2 separate regions of the Homo sapiens genome follow, and region 2 is linked to region 1. A link is an interaction called in ENCODE POLR2A ChIA-PET data of the cell type or tissue named here. Cell type or tissue: PC-9. All regions are shown on one strand. Links, peaks and the distances in the headings refer to the core of each region. The heading gives the core; the rest is flanking DNA. Region 1 has its middle 35 kb from the start of PLIN2. Region 2 overlaps DENND4C (DENN domain containing 4C).

The links. ChIA-PET counts read pairs that join two places held together with the same protein. Peaks named below come from ENCODE experiments on the same cell type or tissue, not always from the same donor. Only the 100,000 strongest peaks of a DNase experiment are listed, where the experiment ranks them.
Region 2: POLR2A ChIA-PET joins it to region 1 with 13 read pairs; 13 of 35 experiments call an interaction of 5 or more read pairs at or near these places.

The regions. Positions count from the first base shown.
Region 1 is chr9:19,158,258-19,166,990 of GRCh38, forward strand. No RefSeq gene overlaps it. Among named protein-coding and RNA genes, the nearest start is that of PLIN2, 35 kb to the left of the region's middle. In PC-9, for the core only: no CTCF peak of the experiment used is centred there; a DNase peak (open chromatin) is centred at 3,594; H3K27ac peaks cover 1,957 bases.
Region 2 is chr9:19,237,799-19,246,531 of GRCh38, forward strand. The region is part of intron 1 of DENND4C (DENN domain containing 4C); the gene reads left to right. Among named protein-coding and RNA genes, the nearest start is that of DENND4C, 11 kb to the left of the region's middle. In PC-9, for the core only: no CTCF peak of the experiment used is centred there; no DNase peak of the experiment used is centred there.

The DNA.
Region 1 (8,733 bases), core at 2,593-5,092:
ATTTTCCTTTTTTCTTTTTTTCTTTCTTTGAGATGGAGTCTCGTTCTTGTCACCCAGGCTAGAGTGCAGTGTTGCGATCTCAGCTCACTGCAACCTCTGCCTCCGGGGTTCAAGTGATTCTCCTGCCTCAGCCTCCTGAGTAGCTGGGATTACAGGCACCCACCACCATACCTGGCTAATTTTTGTATTTTTAGTAGAGACGGGGTTTCAACATGTTGGCCAGGCTGGTCTCAAACTCCTGACCTCAAGTGATCTTCCCACCTTGGCCTCCCAAAGTGCTGGGATTACAGGCGTGAGACACTGCACCCAGGTGCAGTTTTCTAACATGGTTGTTTTACTGATGGCTTCTTTTTTTCTTTTTCTTCTTTCTCTACTGTAAGCCTAAGTCATTTACCAAGTGTGGAATATTCTAAAGGTAAATCATTAACAGTTATTCTCCAAGACGATGTTATGATCAATGTTACCCTCAAGTGCTCCCAAGAACAGTTTTTTTCTTTTTTTTTTTTTTTGAGATGGAGTCTCGCTCTGTCGCCCAGGCTGGAGTGCAGTGGCGCAATCTCGGCTCACTGCAAGCTTCACCTCCCGGGTTCACGCCATTCTCCTGCCTCAGCCTCCCGAGTAGCTGGGACTACAGGCTCCCACCACCGCGCCCGGCTAATTGTTTTTTGTATTTTTAGTAGAGACGGGGTTTCACCGTGGTCTCGATCTCCTGACCTCGTGATCCGCCCGCCTCGGCCTCCCAAAGTGCTGGGATTACAGTGTGAGCCACCTCGCCTGGCTTTTTTCTTTTATTTATTTGAAAGACAGTCTAACCTTGTCATCCAGGCTGAAGTGCAGTGGTGCCACCATGGCTCACTGGAGCCTTGACCTACTGGGCTCAAGTGATTCTCCTGCCTCAGCCGCCTGAGCATCTGGGACTACAGAGGCAAGCCACCACGCCTGGCCAATTTTTCATTTTTTGTAGAGATGGAGTCTCACTATGTAGCTTAGGCTGGTCTTGAACTCCTGCCCTCAAGGGATCCTTTTGCCTAGGCCTCCCAAAGTGCTGGGATTACAGGCATAAGCCACTGCCCCCACCCTCCCAGAACAGTTTCTTAATGGTATACAAACTGTAACTCCAGGCTGGGTGTGGTGGCTCACGCCTGTAATCCCAGCACTTTCAGAGGCCGAGGCGGGTGGATCACGAGGTCAGGAGATCGAGACCATCCTGGCTAACACAGCGAAACCCTGTCTCTACTAAAAATACAAAAAATTAGCTGGGTGTGGTGGCACGCGCTTGTAGTCCCAGCTGCTTGGGAGGCTGAGGCAGGAGAATCACTTGAACCTGGGAGGTGGAGATTGCAATGAGCTGAGATCGCACTCCAGCCTGGGCGACATGGCAAGACTCCATCTCAGAAAGAAAAAACAAAACAAAACAAAAAACCAAACAAACTGTAACTCCAGTGATCTGTACCAATGATCTTTCCAGATTAGTACTGTCTGGTTGAACTTTCTACAGTGATGGAAATGCCCTGTGTCTGTGTTGCTCATACACTAGCTGCCAGCCAGGTATGGCAATTGAGCACTTGAAATGTGAATAATGTGGCCGGGCATGGTGGCTTATGCCTGTAAACCCAGCATTTTGGGAGGCCAAGGTGAGTGGATCACCTGAGGTCGGGAGTTTGGAACCAGCCATAGCCAACATGGCGAAACCCCGTCTCTACTAAAAATACAAAAATTAGCCAGGTGTGCCGGCACGCGCCTGTAATCCCAGCTACTCAGAGGCTGAGGCAGGAGAATTGTGTGAACCCAGGAGGTGGAGGTTGCAGAAACCTAAGTAGAACTTGCAAAGGGATATAGAAATGAAATAGTGTCAGTTCTCAATCTCAAGGAGCCTATGTTCTACAACAGATTATAAACAGCAAAATGTACTACATGGGGGATGGAATGTGATCTACAGAGAGAATCAGATATACCATGCCTTGAGGACACAGCTGAAGAAGCAGCTTATTTAGAGTCAGAGTGGGAGGAGGACTGAGGTCAGTGTTGCAAGGACGCTCTCACAAAGCGGGTGGATTTGGAGCAAGGTCTTTAACCTCTGCTTCTTGGGAGGCTATAGCATGTAGATCGCTTGAGCCCAGGAGATCAAGTCCAGCCTGGGCAACATAGCAATACTCTGTCTCTTAAAAAAAAAAAAAAAAAAGCAGGGTGTGGTGGCTCACTCCTGTAAGCCCAGAACTTTGGGAGGCCAAGGTGGGTGGATCACCTGACGTCAGAAGGTCAAGACCAGCCTGGCCAACATGGTGAAACCCCGTCTCTACTAAAAATACAAAAAATTAGCCGGGCATGGTGGTGGGCGCCTGTAATCCCAGCTACCTGGGAGACTGAGGCAGGAGAATCGTTTGAACTCGGTAGGTGGAGGTTGCAGTGAGCTGAGATCGTGCCACTGCACTCCAGCCTGGGCGATACAGTGAGATGCTGTCTCCAAAAAAATTATTTATTATTTTTTAATTTAATTTAATTTTTTCGAGATGATGTCTTGTTCTGTCGCCCAGGCTGAAGTGCAGTGGCACGATCTCAGGTCACTGCAACCTCTGCCTCCTGGGCTCAAGGGATTCTTTTGCCTCAGCCTCCTGAGGCAACAGCTGGGATTATAGGCATGCACCACCATACCTGGCTAATTTTTTTATTTTTAGTAAAGATGGGGTTTTGTCATGTTGGCCAAGCTGGTCTCAAACTCCGGACCTCAAGTGATCCACCCACCTCTGCCTCCCAAAGTACTGGGGTTACAGGCATGAGCCATCATGCCCAGACAAAAAAAAAAAAAAAATCTAATAAAAAAATAAAATGGGGATAATAACAATAGAGCCCACCTCATGAGAGTATTACCTAAAGGGCTTAGAACAATACGTAGTGTGTGGTAAGGACTCTATCAATATTAATTATTAGTATTTCCACAAGATGAAAATTATAGACCAGTGCTGTTTTTTATGGGTGAGATAGAGGAGTTTTGGCCAGTCCCAGTCGCTCATGCCTGGAATCCCAAAGCAGTGGAAGACTGACCCAGGTGCATCATTCGAGGTCAGGAGTTTGAGACCAGCCTGGCCAACATGGCTGAAACCTCATCTCTGTTAAAAAATACAAAAAATTAGCTGAGCATGGTGGCACGAGCTTGTAATTCCAGCTGCTTGGGAGCCTGAGGCATGAGATTCGCTTGAACCCGGGAGGCAGAGGTTGCAGTGAGCGGAGACTGATCCACTGCACTCCAGCCTGGGTGACAAAACAAGACTCTGTCTCACAAAAAAAAAAAAAGAAAGAAAGAAAGAAAGGAGTTTTAACTTTACACGTATTTGCTAATATTTATGAAGTGTTTAGATATCTCAAAATCAATAAAGAGGATTATTAGGCCCACCTGCAGTACTCTTAATAATTTCAGGGAATCAGCTATCTAGGTGAAAGTTCACAGGGAAGTACATGTCATTGTAACACAAATTAGACCAAAGTTCAGGAAGAGACAGTTACTGAGTCATTTATCTGTCTTATCATAAGACCAGTAAGCCTCTTAGCACCACAAAGTAGATGTAACATTTTAACAGGAAATGACTCCAATCTAGAGCAAAGTTAGTCCCATGCACAAAGTGAAAGGTTGCACAACACAAAAAAGATCTGTGCTACGTGTCACACATGATCAGGTGGCGTATTGCTCAAGATGCTGGTATGCAATCAGTCTTTGCAAGAGTCAGATCATTGTCTCACCTTAGGAAAGGCTTTCCATGTGCCCTAGAGAGACACTTTCCCTTTCTGGGTTACTTCCTAAAGTACATTCACCTTAACTTATAAGAAAAGGAAATCTTTCTCAAGTGCTCTGAGTTTATTATTTCCCTTTTCTAGACTCTCATCAGGGTCATCTGCATGTGGATGAGGTTCCCAGAGAGGACTGCTGGAGGACATTGCATGTTTATGAATTTCACAGGTATTCAAGGGTGGCTGCACCTGGAGCTGGGAGCTGAGCATCAGGAAGATTAAAACATAAAGTATGCTCATCAAATTGAGAGGAGTGGGCCAGGCACGATGGCTCACACCTGTAATCACAGCACTTTGGGAGGCCAAGGCAGGCGGATCACCTGAGGTTGGGAGTTCGAGACCAGCCTGACCAACATGGAGAAACCCCATCTCTACTAAAAATACAAAATTAGTGTGGCATGGTGGTGCATGCCTGTAATCCCAGCTACTCGGGAGGCTGAGGCAGGAGAATCGCTTGAACCCAGGAGGCGGAGCTCGAGGTGAGCTGAGATGTCGCCACTGCACTCCAGCCTGGGCAACAAGAGCGAAATTCTGTCTCAGAAAAAAAAAAAAAAAATAGGAGTCAGGAAGAATCATCTTCTCAAGTCAATTAACAACATTGGGAGGCAGTGTGGTGCCACAGCTTAGTGGCTTTACACTCAGATTTGGTTTATAATACTAGCTTCACCTTTGCAAAATTCCATATGTACCAGGTAATTCACAGCAGCATTGTTTACAATAAAAAATGACTGGAAAGATACTAAATGTCCATCGATACGGAACTAATTAAATAAATTATGGGTATGACAATGTGGAAAGTTATCCAAATGGAAAAGCAAGATACAGAGCAGGGTATAAATTGTTACCCTTTGTAAAAAAAAATAAAACGGGGGAATTTTTTTTTTTTTTTTGAGACAGGGTCTTACTCAGTTGCCCAGGGTGGAATGCAGTGGCATGGTCACAGCTCACTGCAATCTCTGCCTCCTGGGCTCAAGCAATCCTCCCCCCTCTGCCTCCCAAGTAGTTGAGACTACCGGCACGTACCATCACGCCCGGCCAATTTCTTTTATTTTTAGTAGAGATATGATCTCATTATGTTGCTCAAGCTGGTCTCAAACTCCTGAGCTCAAGTGATGTTCCCGCTTTGACTTCCCAAAGTGTAGAAATACTTACTTAATAGCTGCTTGTTCAGTAAGTATCTCTGGAAGGGTATTGAAGAAGTTAGCAATGCTGATCGCAGTGGCTCACGCCCATAATCCCAACTCTTTGGGAGGCTGAGGCGGGCGGATCACTTGAGGCCAGGAGTTCAAGACCAGCTTGGCCAAAAAGGTGAAACCGGTCTCTAATAAAAATACAAAAAAGTGGCCGGGCGCAGTGGCTCACTCCTGTAATCCCAGCACTTTGGGAGGCCAAGGGGGGGCGGATCACAAGGTCAGGAGTTCGAGACCAGCCTGACCAAAATGGTGAAACCCTGTCTTTACTAAAAATACAAAAATTAGTCAGGCGTGGTAGTGCACACCTGTAATCCCAGCTACTCAGGAAGCTGAGGCAGGAGAATCGCTTGAACTCGGGAGGTGGAGTTTACAGTGAGCTGAGATGGTGCCATTGCACTCCAGCCCGAGTGACAGAGCAAGAATCCGTCTCAAAAAAAAAAAAAAAAAGAAAAAAGAAAAATTAGCCAGGTGTGGTGGCACATGCCTGTAATCCCACCTACTTGGGAGGCTGAGGCAGGAGAATCTCTTGAATATGGGAAGCGGAGGTTGCAGTGTGAGCCGAGATCCGGCCACTGCACTCTGGCCTGTGTGACAGAGTGAGACTCTGTCTCAATAAACAAAAAAAGATTAAAAGGGAAGTTTCGTGTATTTTTCAATTTTGAACTATGACTGTCATCTGGTCAAAAATTAAAACAACCATTTTTAAAGAAAAAGTAAAGGAGCATCTGGTAACAACTTACAAAATGAAAAAAAAAAATCCCAGCTTTCTGGCTGGGCACAGTGGCTGATGCCTATAATCCCAGCACTTTGGGAGGCTGAGGCGGGCTGATTACTTGAGGTCAGGAGTTTGAGACCATCCTGGCCAACATGGTGAAACCCTGTCTCTACTAAAAATACAAAAACTAGCCTGGCGTGGTGGCATGTGCCTGTAGTCCCAGCTACTCTGGGGGCTGAGGTGGGAGGACTGTTTGAACCCAGGAGGTCAAGGCTGCAGTGAGCTATGAATGTGCCACTGTACTCCAGCCTGGGCGACAGAATGAGATGCTGTCTCAAAAACAAACAAAAAAAGAATCTCAGCCTTCCTTTTTACTAGCTATGCATCCATGGACAAGTTATTTAATGTCCACAGGGCTCAGTGTCCCTTTGTATTAAAGGGACCTATCACCTAGGTTTGAACGAGGATTAACTATTAATGTGCAATAAAACATTTAGTATTATAGGGCCAGGCGTGGTGGCTCATGCCTGTAATCCCAGCACTTCGGGAGGCTGAGGCGGGTGGATCACCTGAGATCAGGAGTTCAAGACCAGCCTGGCCAACATGGTGAAACCCTGTCTCTACTAAAAATACAAAAATTAGCTGGGCGTGGTGGCGCGACCTGTAGTCCCAGCTACTCAGGAGTCTGAGGCAGAAGAATTGCTTGAACCTGGGAGGCCAAGGTTGCAGTGAGCCGAGATTATGCTATTGCACTCCAGCCTGGGTGACAGAGTGAGACTCCGTCTCAAAAACAAACAAACAAAAAATTTAGTATTATATTTACATTAGTGATATCATGCCTCACACATAAATAATAAACATATATTAGCTACAAACAATATATTTTTAAGATTCTGGGACTGGGCATAGAGGCTCATAACTATAATTATGTTGGTAGCCGTAAGTGGTTTGGTAGGCCAAACTTTGGTAGGCCGAGGTGGGCGGATCAGCTGAGGTGAGGAGTTTGAGACCAGCCTGACCAACATGGTGAAACCCCAACTCTGCTAAAAATACAAAATTAGCCGGGCTTGGTGGCGCATGCCTGTAATCCTGGCTACTCAGGAGGCTGAGGCAGTAGAATCGCTTGAACCCAGGAGGCAGAGTTTGCAGTGAGCCGAGGTCATCCCATTGCACTCCAGCCTGGGCAACAAGAACAAAATTCCGCCTCAAAAAAAAAAAGATTCTGGTCATGAAGGCACTACTGAGGTGACAAAGATATATGCATATATGGAAGATACATACATAACATAAATCCCCACCATAGTTATCAGTAACTCCACTCCTGTTTCTCTTTTTTTTTTTTTTTTTTTTTTTTTTTTTGAGATGGGGTCTTACTCCGTCACCCAGGCTGGAGTGCAGTGGTACAGTGATGCAATCTTGGCTCATTGTACCCTCTGCCTCTTGGGCTCAAGCGATCCTCCCACCTCAGCCTCCCAAGTACCTGGGACTATAGGCACATTACACCACGCTCAGCTAATTTTTGTATTTTTTGTAGAGACAGAGTTTTGCCATGTTGCCCAGGCTGGTCTCAAACTTCTGGCTACAGGTGTTTCTCCCACCTTGGTCTCCCAAAGTGCTGAGATTACCAGGTGTGGGCACCGTGCCCAGCCACTAACTCCACCCTTCCAATAGTTCAAGCCAAAAATCTTGGCATCATCCTTGAATCCTCTCTTTCTCTCATACCCCACATTGAAGTATCAACAATATCTGTTGATATTATTTTAAAAATATTTCTAGAATCTAAACCCTTCTCACCACTTCTTGTATACCACGCTGGTCCAAAGCATCATTTTTTTTTTTTTTTTTTGAGACAGAGTCTTGCTCTGTCACCCAGGGTGGAGCGCAGAGGTATGATCTTGGCTCACTGCAACCTCCGCTTCCCAAGTTCAAGCGATTCTCCTGCCTCAGCCTCTAGAGGGATTACAGGCATGGGCCACCATGCCTGGCTAATTTTTGTATGTTTAGTAGAGACAGGGTTTCACCATGTTGGTCAGGCTGGTCTCGAACTCCTCACCTCAAGTGATCCACCCACCTTGGCCTCCCAACATGCTGGGATTATAGGCACGAGCCACTGCACCTGGCCTAAAGCATCATCATCTCTTGCCTGGCCTTCTACAATAGTTTCTTTAACTAGTCTCTTATGGAACCCCCACCTGCCCCCTGGCCCCCTGTGGAAAAATTCATCTTTTTTCCCATACTTGTATATAATTGATATTGTTTGGATCTATGTCCCCACCCAAATCTCATGTTGAATTGTAATCCACACTTTTGGAGGAGGGACCAGGTGAGAAGTGATTAGATCATGGGGGTGGATTTCCCCCTTGCTATTTTTGTGATACTGAGTTCTCACGAGTTCTGTTTTTTGTTTTTTTTTTTTTTGGTTTATTTTTTATTTTTTATTTTTTGAGATGCAGTCTTGCTCTGTTGCCCAGGCTGGAGTGCAGTGACATGATCTCAGCTCACTGCAACCTCTGCCTCCGGGGTTCAAGCAATTCTCTGCCTCAGCCTCCCGAGTAGCTGGGATTACAGGCGTCCACCACCACGCCCAGCTAATTTTTGTATTTTTCGTAGAGACAAGGTTTCACCATCTTGGCCAGGCTGGTCTTGAACTCCTGACCTCGTGATCCCCCTGCCTTGACCTCCCAGAGTGCTGGGATTACAGGCGTGAGCCACCGCGCCTAGCCGAGATCTGGTTGTTTAAAAGTGTGTAGCACTTCCCGCTTTGCTCTCTCTTCCTCTGCTCTGGCCATGTAAGACATGCCTCCTTCCTCTTCACCCTCCGCCACGGTTGTAAGTTTCCTGAGGCCTCCTCAGCCATGCTTCCTGTACAGCCTGCAGAACCAGGAGCCAATTAAACCTCTTTTCTTTATAAATTACCCAGTCTCAGGTAGTTCTCCATAGCAGTGTGAGAACAGACTAATACAATAGTTTTATTTTTTTTATTTTTAAAAATTTCAACTTTTATTTTAGATTTAGGGGGTACATGTGCAGGTTTGTTACATG
Region 2 (8,733 bases), core at 2,017-4,516, 79 kb after region 1:
AATTTAAATTTTATATACCCCCACACTAAAAAAGTAGCGATAAGTGAAATTAAATTTAATGTATTTTTAATTTCACTACATCCAAAATATTATTCAATATGTGTAGTAATTTCCTAGGGCTGCCAGAGTAAATTACTGCAAAGTGGGTGGTTTCTAACAGCTTAAATTTATTTTCTGACAGTTCTGGAAAGTAGAAATATGAGGTCAGGGTGTCAGGAGAGCTGTGCTCCCACTGTAGGCTCTAGGGAAGACCCCTCCTTGACTCTTCCTCTGTTTCTTTCTTTCTTTTTTTTTTTTTTTTGAGATAGAGTTTCACTCGTGTTGCCCAGGCTGGAGTGCAATGGCGTGATCTCAGCTCACCGCAACCTGTGCCTCCTGGATTCAAGCGATTCTCCTGCCTCAGCCTGCCGAGTAGCTGGGATTACAGGCATGCACCACCATGCCCGGCTAATATTGTATTTTTAGTAGAGACAGTGTTTCTCCATGTTGGTCAGGCTGGTCTCGAACTCCTGATCTCAGGTGATCTGCCGGCCTTGGCCTCCCAAAGTGCTGAGATTACAGATGTGAGCCACTGCGCCCAGCCTCTTCCTATTTCTAGTGGTTGCTAGCAGTCCTTAGAGATATAGGAACTAGTTAGGTTTTCTCTTTCCTTCCCCTCCCCTCCCCTCCCTCTCCCCTCCCCTCCCCCTTCTCCTCCCCTCCCCTCCCCTACTCTCCCTTCCCCTGCCCTCCCCTCCCCCCTCTCCTCCCCTCCCCTCCCCTGCCCTCCCCTCCCCCTCTCCTCCCCTCCCCCTCCTCCCCTCCCCTCCCCCTCCTCTCCTCCCCTCCCCCCTCTCCTCCCCTCCCCTCCCTTCCCCTGCCCCTTTTTTTTTGAGACAGAATTTCGCTCTTGTGGCCCAGGCTGGAGTGCAATGATGTGATCTCGGCTCACTGCAACCCCCGTACCCCGGGTTCAAGTGATTCTCCTGCCTCAGCCTCCTAAGTAGTCGGGATTACAGGCATGTGCCACCACGTCCATCTAATTTTATATTTTTAGTGGAGATGGGGTTTCACTATGTTGGTCAGGCTGGTCTCGAACTCTTGACCTCAGGTGATCCACCCACCTCGGCCTCCCAAAGTGCTGGGATTGCAGGCAGGAGCCACCTTGCCTAGCCTATAATATTCCTTTGTTCTTTTTTTAATGTCTAGAGGACCTGTAACGATATGCCTTCTATCATTGCTCATATTGGTAATTCCAGCCTCTTGCTTTTTTCTTAATCTACAGATACTGATATTTATTGTTTCTTGTTTATTTTAAATTTTATTGATTTCTGCATTTTATGTTTTTTCCCTCTACTTCCCCTTGATTTAGTCTGCTTTTTTTCCCCGAGCGTCTTGAGGTGGACATTTATGTCTTTAATTTTAGAACTCTCTTATTTTCTAATACAGGTGCTTAAAGCTATGAATTTCCTTCTAAATACTGTTTTAGCCACATCTCATAAATTGATTTCTTCTTTTCATTCAGTTCAAAATATTGTTTAATTTCTTTTGCAGTTTCTTTTTTGATCAGGGGTTATTTAGGAGACTATTATTTAATTTCTAAATACTGGAGAATTTTATATAGTATCTTTATGTTAATGATCTCAAGTTTAATTCCATTGTAGTCAGAGAACATGCTGCATAATTTATATTCTTTTTTTTTTTTAAGATGGAGTCTCGCTGTGTCACCCAGGCTGGAGTGCAGTGGCACTCCCCATCTCTACTAAAAATACAAAAGTTACTCACTGCAACCTCCACCTCCCAGATTCAAGCAGTTCTCCTGTCTCAGCCTCCCGAGTAGCTGGGATTACAAGCGCACACCACCATGCCCGGCTAATTTTTGTGTTTTTAGTAGAGATGGGGTTTCATCGTGTTGGCCAGGCTAGTCTTGAACTCTTGACCTGAGGTGTACGCCTGCCTTGGCCTCCCAAAGTACTGTGATTACAGGCGTGAGCCACCGTGCCCAGCCAATTTATATTCTTTAAAATATTTCCATGCTTGTTTTACGGTCCAGCATATGGTTTATCTTGGTGAATGTTCTATGTGTGCTTGAAAAGATGGTTTATCTTGCTGTTGTTGGGTGCAGTGTTCTATAAATAACAATTATGTCAAGTTGGTTGATAATGTTCTTCAGATCTTACATATTTTTAATAATTTTCTGTTTACTTGTTCTGTGAATTATTGCATCAGTGAGGAGTGTTGAACTCCCTGTGATTGTGGAGCTGTTTATTTCTCCTTTCAGGTATGTCAGTTTTTGCTGCATGCACTTTGATACTCTCTTGTTAGATGTACACAGTCATAAGTAATTTAACTAGGGGGATACATTCTGAGGAATGCATCATTGGGCAATTTCTTTATTGTGCAAGCATCATATAGTGTACTTACATGATCCTAGATGGTGTAGCATGCTACTCTTGTAGGCTATAGCCTATAGCCTATTGCTTCTAGGCTACAAACCTGTACAGCATATTACTGTACTGATACTCTAGGCAGCTATAGCATAATGGTGAATATTTGTGTATCTAAACATAGAAAAGATACAATAAAAATACGGTATAAAAGGGCCGGGAACCAGGCACAGTGGCTCACACTTGTAATCCCAGCACTCTGGGAGGCTGAAGTGGGTGGATCACGAGGTCAGGAGTTCGAGACCAGCCTGGTCAACATAGTGAAACCCCATCTCTACTAAAAATACAAAAATTAGCCTGGCATAGTGGTGTGTGCCTGTAGTCCCAGCTACTTGCGAGGCTGAGGCAGGAGAATCACTTGAACCTGGGACACGGAGGTTGCAGTGAGCCGAGATCATGCCACTTCACTCCAGCTTGGGCAACAGAGTGAGATTTCATCTCAAAAAACAAAAAAAAAAAAGGCCAGGCATGGTTGCTCACACCTGTAATCCCAGCACTTTGGGAGGCTGAGGCAGGCAGATCACTTGAGGTCAGGAATTTGAGGCCTGCCTGGCCAACATGGTGAAACTGTGTCTCTACTAAAAACTCAAAAATTAGCCTGGTATGGTGGTGGACGCCTGTAATCCAAGCTATTTGGGAGGCTGAAGTAGGAGAATTGAACCCAGGAGGCAGAGGTTGCAGTGAGCCGAGATCACGCCACTGCACTCCAGCCTAGGCGACAGAGTGACAGAACACAACAGAACACAGAACAGAATGGAACGCAGAACAGAACGGAACACAGAACAGGACAGATATGAAAGATAAACGTGGTACACCTATAATAGGGCACTTACCACGAGAGGACCTTGCAGGAGTGGAAGTTGCTCTGGGCGAGTCACTGAATGAGGGGTGGTGAATGAATGTGAAGGCCTAGGATATTACTGTGCCCTACTGTACACTTTATGAACAATGTACAGTTAGGCTACACTAAATTCATCAAATTTTTTTCTTTGATCAATAGTAAATTAGCTTATTGTAACCTTTTGACTTTAGAAGCTTTAAAATGTTTGTTGTTTTTTGACTCTCGTAACAACACTTAAATACAAACGCATTTTACAGGTGTACAGAAATATTATTCTTTAAATCCTTATTCTGTAAGCTTTTTTCTATTTAAAAAATGAATTTTTTTTTTAGAGATAGAGTCTCGCTATGTTGCTTAGGCTGGCCTCCAACTCCTGGGCTCAAGTGATTCTCTGGCCTCAGCCTCCTGAGTTGCGTGCCACTGCATCTGGCCTTTTTTTTTCGTTTTTCTTTTTTTTTTTACTTTTTAAACTTTTTTGTCGGAAATGAAAACATAAGCGCACACATTAGTCTAGGGCCCACACAAGGTCAGGATTATCAATATCAGTGTCTTCTACCTTCACGTCTTGTCCTACTGGAAGGTCTTCAGGGGCAATACTCACGTGGATCTGTCTGGACTACCTCCTGAAGGAAACTGCCTGAGGCTGTTTTTAGGTAGCTTTTAAAAAACATAAGTAGAACGGTGACTCTCGCCTGTAATCTAAGCACATTGGGAGGCTGAGGTGGGACGATCGCTTGAGCTCAGGAGATTGGGACCAGCCTGGGCAACACAGTAAGACCTCATCTTAAAAAAAAAAAGTAAGTAGAAGGAGTGCACTCAAATGATGTTTAAAAGTATGACATAGGTTGGGTGTGGTGGCTCATGCTTGTAATCCCACTGCTTTGGGAATCTGAGATGGGCGGATTGCTTGAGCCCAGGAGTTTGAGACCAGCCTGGGCAACATGTATCCACCGTTAAATTATTGTGAGAAATAGTTTCACCTCCATGAGATTATTCTATTTCAGCTCTTAAGCCCTTTCTGCCTTTCCCCAAGCCCTTGGCAACTACTGTTTTGTACTATTTCTATAGTTTTGCCTTTTCTGGGATGTCTTATAATTGAAATCATATAGTATGTAGCCTTTCTGGACTAGCTTCTTTCACTTAGCAATATACATTTAAGGGTCCTTTACATCATTTTGTGGTTTGCTAGCTCATTTATTTTTATTGCTAAATAATCCATTGTATGGATATATTCCAGTTTGTTTATCCATTCACCTGTCAAAGGACATCCTTGGTTCCAGGTTTTGGTGATTACGAATAAAGCTGCTTATAATCATTGTGTGCAGGTTTTGTGTAACTATAAGTTTTTAAATCAATTTGGATAATCAAATACCTCAGCAATGTGATTGCTGGATCATATGGTAGGCCTGTATTTAGCTTTGTAAGAAACTGCCAAACTGCCTTCCAAAAGGGCTGTTTTATTTTGTATTTCCATCAGCAGTGAATGTTAGAGTTCCTGTTCGCATTTTCATTCGTATTTGGTATTGTCAGTTTTTTTGATTGTAGCTATTCTAATAGGTGTGGATTGGTATCTCATTGCTATTTCTTTCTTTTTTTTTTTTTGTTTTTGAGACGGAGTCTCCATTTGTTAACCAGGCTGGAGTGCAATGGCGAGATCTCGGCTCACTGCAACCTCTGCCTCCTGGGTTGAAGTGATTGTCCTGCCTCAGCCTTCTGAGTAGCTGGGACTATAGGCGCATGCCACCATGCCCGGCCATTTTTTGTATTTTTAGTAGAGATGGGGTTTCACCATGTTGGCTAGGCTAGTCTCGATCTCCTGACCTCATGATCCACCTGCCTCAGCTTCCCAAAGTGCTGGGATTACAGGTGTAAGCCACCATGCCTGGCCTAAGTTTTTCCTTTTTAAAGTTAGCTTTATTGAGATATAATTTACACACCATAAAATTCACCAATTTAAAGGGGGGTATCTTGATGTTTTCCAGTAGATTTACAGTTTTGCAATCATTAGCATAATCTAATTTTAAAGGATTTTAATCACCCCAGAAAGAACCATTGTATACATTAGCAGTCACTCTCCAATCCCTCTCTCCTGGACCCCTAGCCCTAGATAACCACTAATTTATTTTCTGACTTTATAGATTTACCTATTTTGGACATTTCATAGAAATGAAGTCATACAATATGTGATCTTTTGTAACTGGCTTCTTTCATTTAGGATAGTGTTTTTCAGGTTCACCTATGTTGTAGTATGTATCACTCCTTCATTCCTTTTTTAAAAAATTCTGACAAAATTAACATAACATGAAATTTGCCATTTTAACCACTTAAAATATGTAATTCAGTGGTGTTCGGCACATTCACAATGTCATGCAAGTATTACCACAAACTAAATGTTCCCAAACGTTTTCATCATCCTAAAAGGAAACGCTGTACCCGTTAAGCAGTCTCTCCCCATTCCCAGTCTCCTAGTCCCTGCTGCCCAGTAATCTGTTTTCTCTCTCTGTGGATTTGCCTATTGTGGATATTCCTACAAGTGGACTTAGGCAATGTGTGACCTTTTGTGTCCAGCTTCTTCGACTTAGCATAATGCTTTCTAGGTCCAGTAGTACTTCATTCCTTTTTATGGCTGAATAATACTACGTTCTATAGAAACACCACATTTTGTTTATCATGACTTGATAGGCATTTACATTGCTTCTACCTTTTGGCTATTCTGAGTAGTGCTGCTATGAATATTTACATACAGATTTTTTTGTTTGTTTTTGAGACGAAGTCTAGCTCTGTCACCCAGACTGGAGTACAGTGGCACAGTCGTCGCTCACTGCAGCCTCGACCTTCCAGGCTCAATTATCTTCCTGCCTTAGCCTCCTGAGTAGCTGGGACTGTGGGTTTGCACCACCACATCTGGGTAATTTTTAAAAATTTTTTTGTATAGTCAGGGTCTTACTGTGTTGTCCAGGCTGGTCTTTTTTCTTCTTTTTTTGAGATGGAGTCTTACTCTGCCGCCCAGGCTGAAGTGCAGTGGCGCAATCTCGGCTCACTGCCGCCTCCGCCTCCCGGGTTTAAGCGATTCTCCTGCCTCAGCCTCCTGAGTAGCTGGGATTACAGGTGCACACCATCACACCTGGCTAAATTTTGTATTTTGAGTAGAGATGGGATTTTGCCATGTTAGCCAGGCTGGTCTTGAACTACTGACCTCAGGTCATCCACCCACCTTGGCCTCCCAAAGTGCTGGGATTACAGGCGTGAGCCTTCTCGCCTGGCCTGCTTGTTTTTAATTTGTCCTATCTCTTGTTTGTTCCTTTTTGGATTACTTGAGTATATTTTAGTATTCCATTTATCTTCACATTGGCTGATTAGCTATATGTCTTGATTTTTAAAAGTAGTTGCCTTGGCCGGGCGTGGTGGCTCACACCTGTAATCCCAGCACTTTGGGAGGCTGAGGCGGGAGGAGCATGAGGTCAAGAGATCGAGACCATCCTGGCTAACACAGTGAAACCCCATCTGTCCTAAAAATACAAAAAATTAGCCGGGCGTGGTTGCACGTGACTGTAGTCTCAGCTACTTGGGAGGCTGAGGCAGGAGAATCGCTTGAACCCGGGAGGTGGAGGTTGCAGTGAGCGGAGATCGTGCCACTGCACTCCAGCCTGGGTGACAGAGCGAGACCCCACCTCAAAAAAAAAAAAAAAAGTAGTTGCCTTAGGGTTTATAATATACACCTTTAACTTTATGTATAACCTGGGACTCTTAATTCAGTACAGTTTCGTTCTCCCCATCTGTGTCTAATTTTCCTCACAAAGGGATAATGCTAGACCTCCCTTACTGGGTTGTTATGAATATGAAATGAATTACTAGATGTGAAATACTTTGAGCACAGCTCATGTTTTTATTCATATCAAGAATAATAGAAAAAAACTTTATTAGAAGTTCTTCAGTTTGCAGATCGCAGGTTTCTTTTCTAACCTACCTTAGCTGTCTGCATGCATAATCACACCCTAGACTAGTAGTTCTCAATTCTGGCTGTATATTCTAAATGGGCAGCTTAAAAAATATTGATAGTAGTGGGCCACCTTCAGAAATTCATATTTTATTGGTCTGATTTTTTTAAAAAAGTGTTCCAGGGCCAGGTGCGGTGGCTCACGCCTGTAATCCCAGCACTTTGGGAGGCCGAGGCGGGCAGATCACGAGGTCAGGAGATCGAGACCATCCTGGCTAACAAGGTGAAACCCCGCCTCTACTAAAAACACAAAAATTAGCTGGGCATGGTGGGAGGCACCTGTAGTCCCAGCTACTCGGGAGGCTGAGGCAGGAGAATGGTGTGAACCCGGGAGGCGGAGCTTGCAGTGAGCCAAGATGGCGCTACTGCACTCCTGCCTGGGCGACAGAGTAAGACTCAGTCTCAAAAAAAAAAAAATGTGTTCCAGGTGGCTCCAATGTATAGTCAGGACGGAGAACCATTACCCTAGACTTTATCACCATGATCTGTAACTTAAAAAATTGTAAGCATTGGGCCGGGCGCGGTGGCTCACTCCTGTAATCCCAGCACTTTGGAAGGCCGAGGCGGGTGGATCACGAAGTCAGGGGTTCGAGATTAGCCTGGCCAACGTGGTGAAACCCCGTCTCTACTAAAAATACAAAAAACTAGCCAGGCGTGGTGGCATGTGCTTGTAATCCCAGCTACTCAGAAGGCTGAGGCGGGAGAATCGCTTGAACCCAGGAGGTGGAGGTTGCGGTGAGCAGAGATCATGCCATTGCACTCCAGCCTGGACGACAGAGCGAGACTCCGTCTCAAAAAAAAAAAAAAAAATTGTAAGCATCTAACTCTGACCTCCACTTCCTTTTCTACTAACTCACATACTCCAGTACCCTATTTTGATATTTCTTGGAATCCAATTTTTTTTTTATTTTTTCAGTTCTCTCACTGGACATTTCTTGGATTCCATCAAGACCTCCAGGCCAGTAGCTACGCCATTTTTTCACTGTCCATCATTCTCCTCATATATTCTCTTCTTAACTTATCCAATTATATTGATTCATTTAATAAAAATTTCAGTAAGTATTAGTGTTCTGTATGTACCATTCTGTGGTGTTGAGTGATAAAACTCTTGTTCTTCTCTTCCTTCATTGTAATCAAGGCAAAACTTCAACCCCGATTACACTCAGTTCTTTGTCAACTCTGTAATTCCTTGAACCTGAGCAGTGGAGTGTGGCTGGAGAAAACAAATACGCTAGCTCGTCTCACTTTAAATTTATGACCACACATATCTATTGTGCCTACACCATTGCTGTGTCTGCTTGTCCTTCTACTTTGTTTGCTAAGAAGACTATGTAATCTCTTTCCTTCTAGACTCTTAGCTGTTTTTTAGAAAATTATTATTATTTTTTATAATAGAGATGAGGTCTCGCTATGTCAAGCAATCCTCCCACCTTGGCTTCCCAAAGTGTTGGGATTGCAGGTGTGAGCCA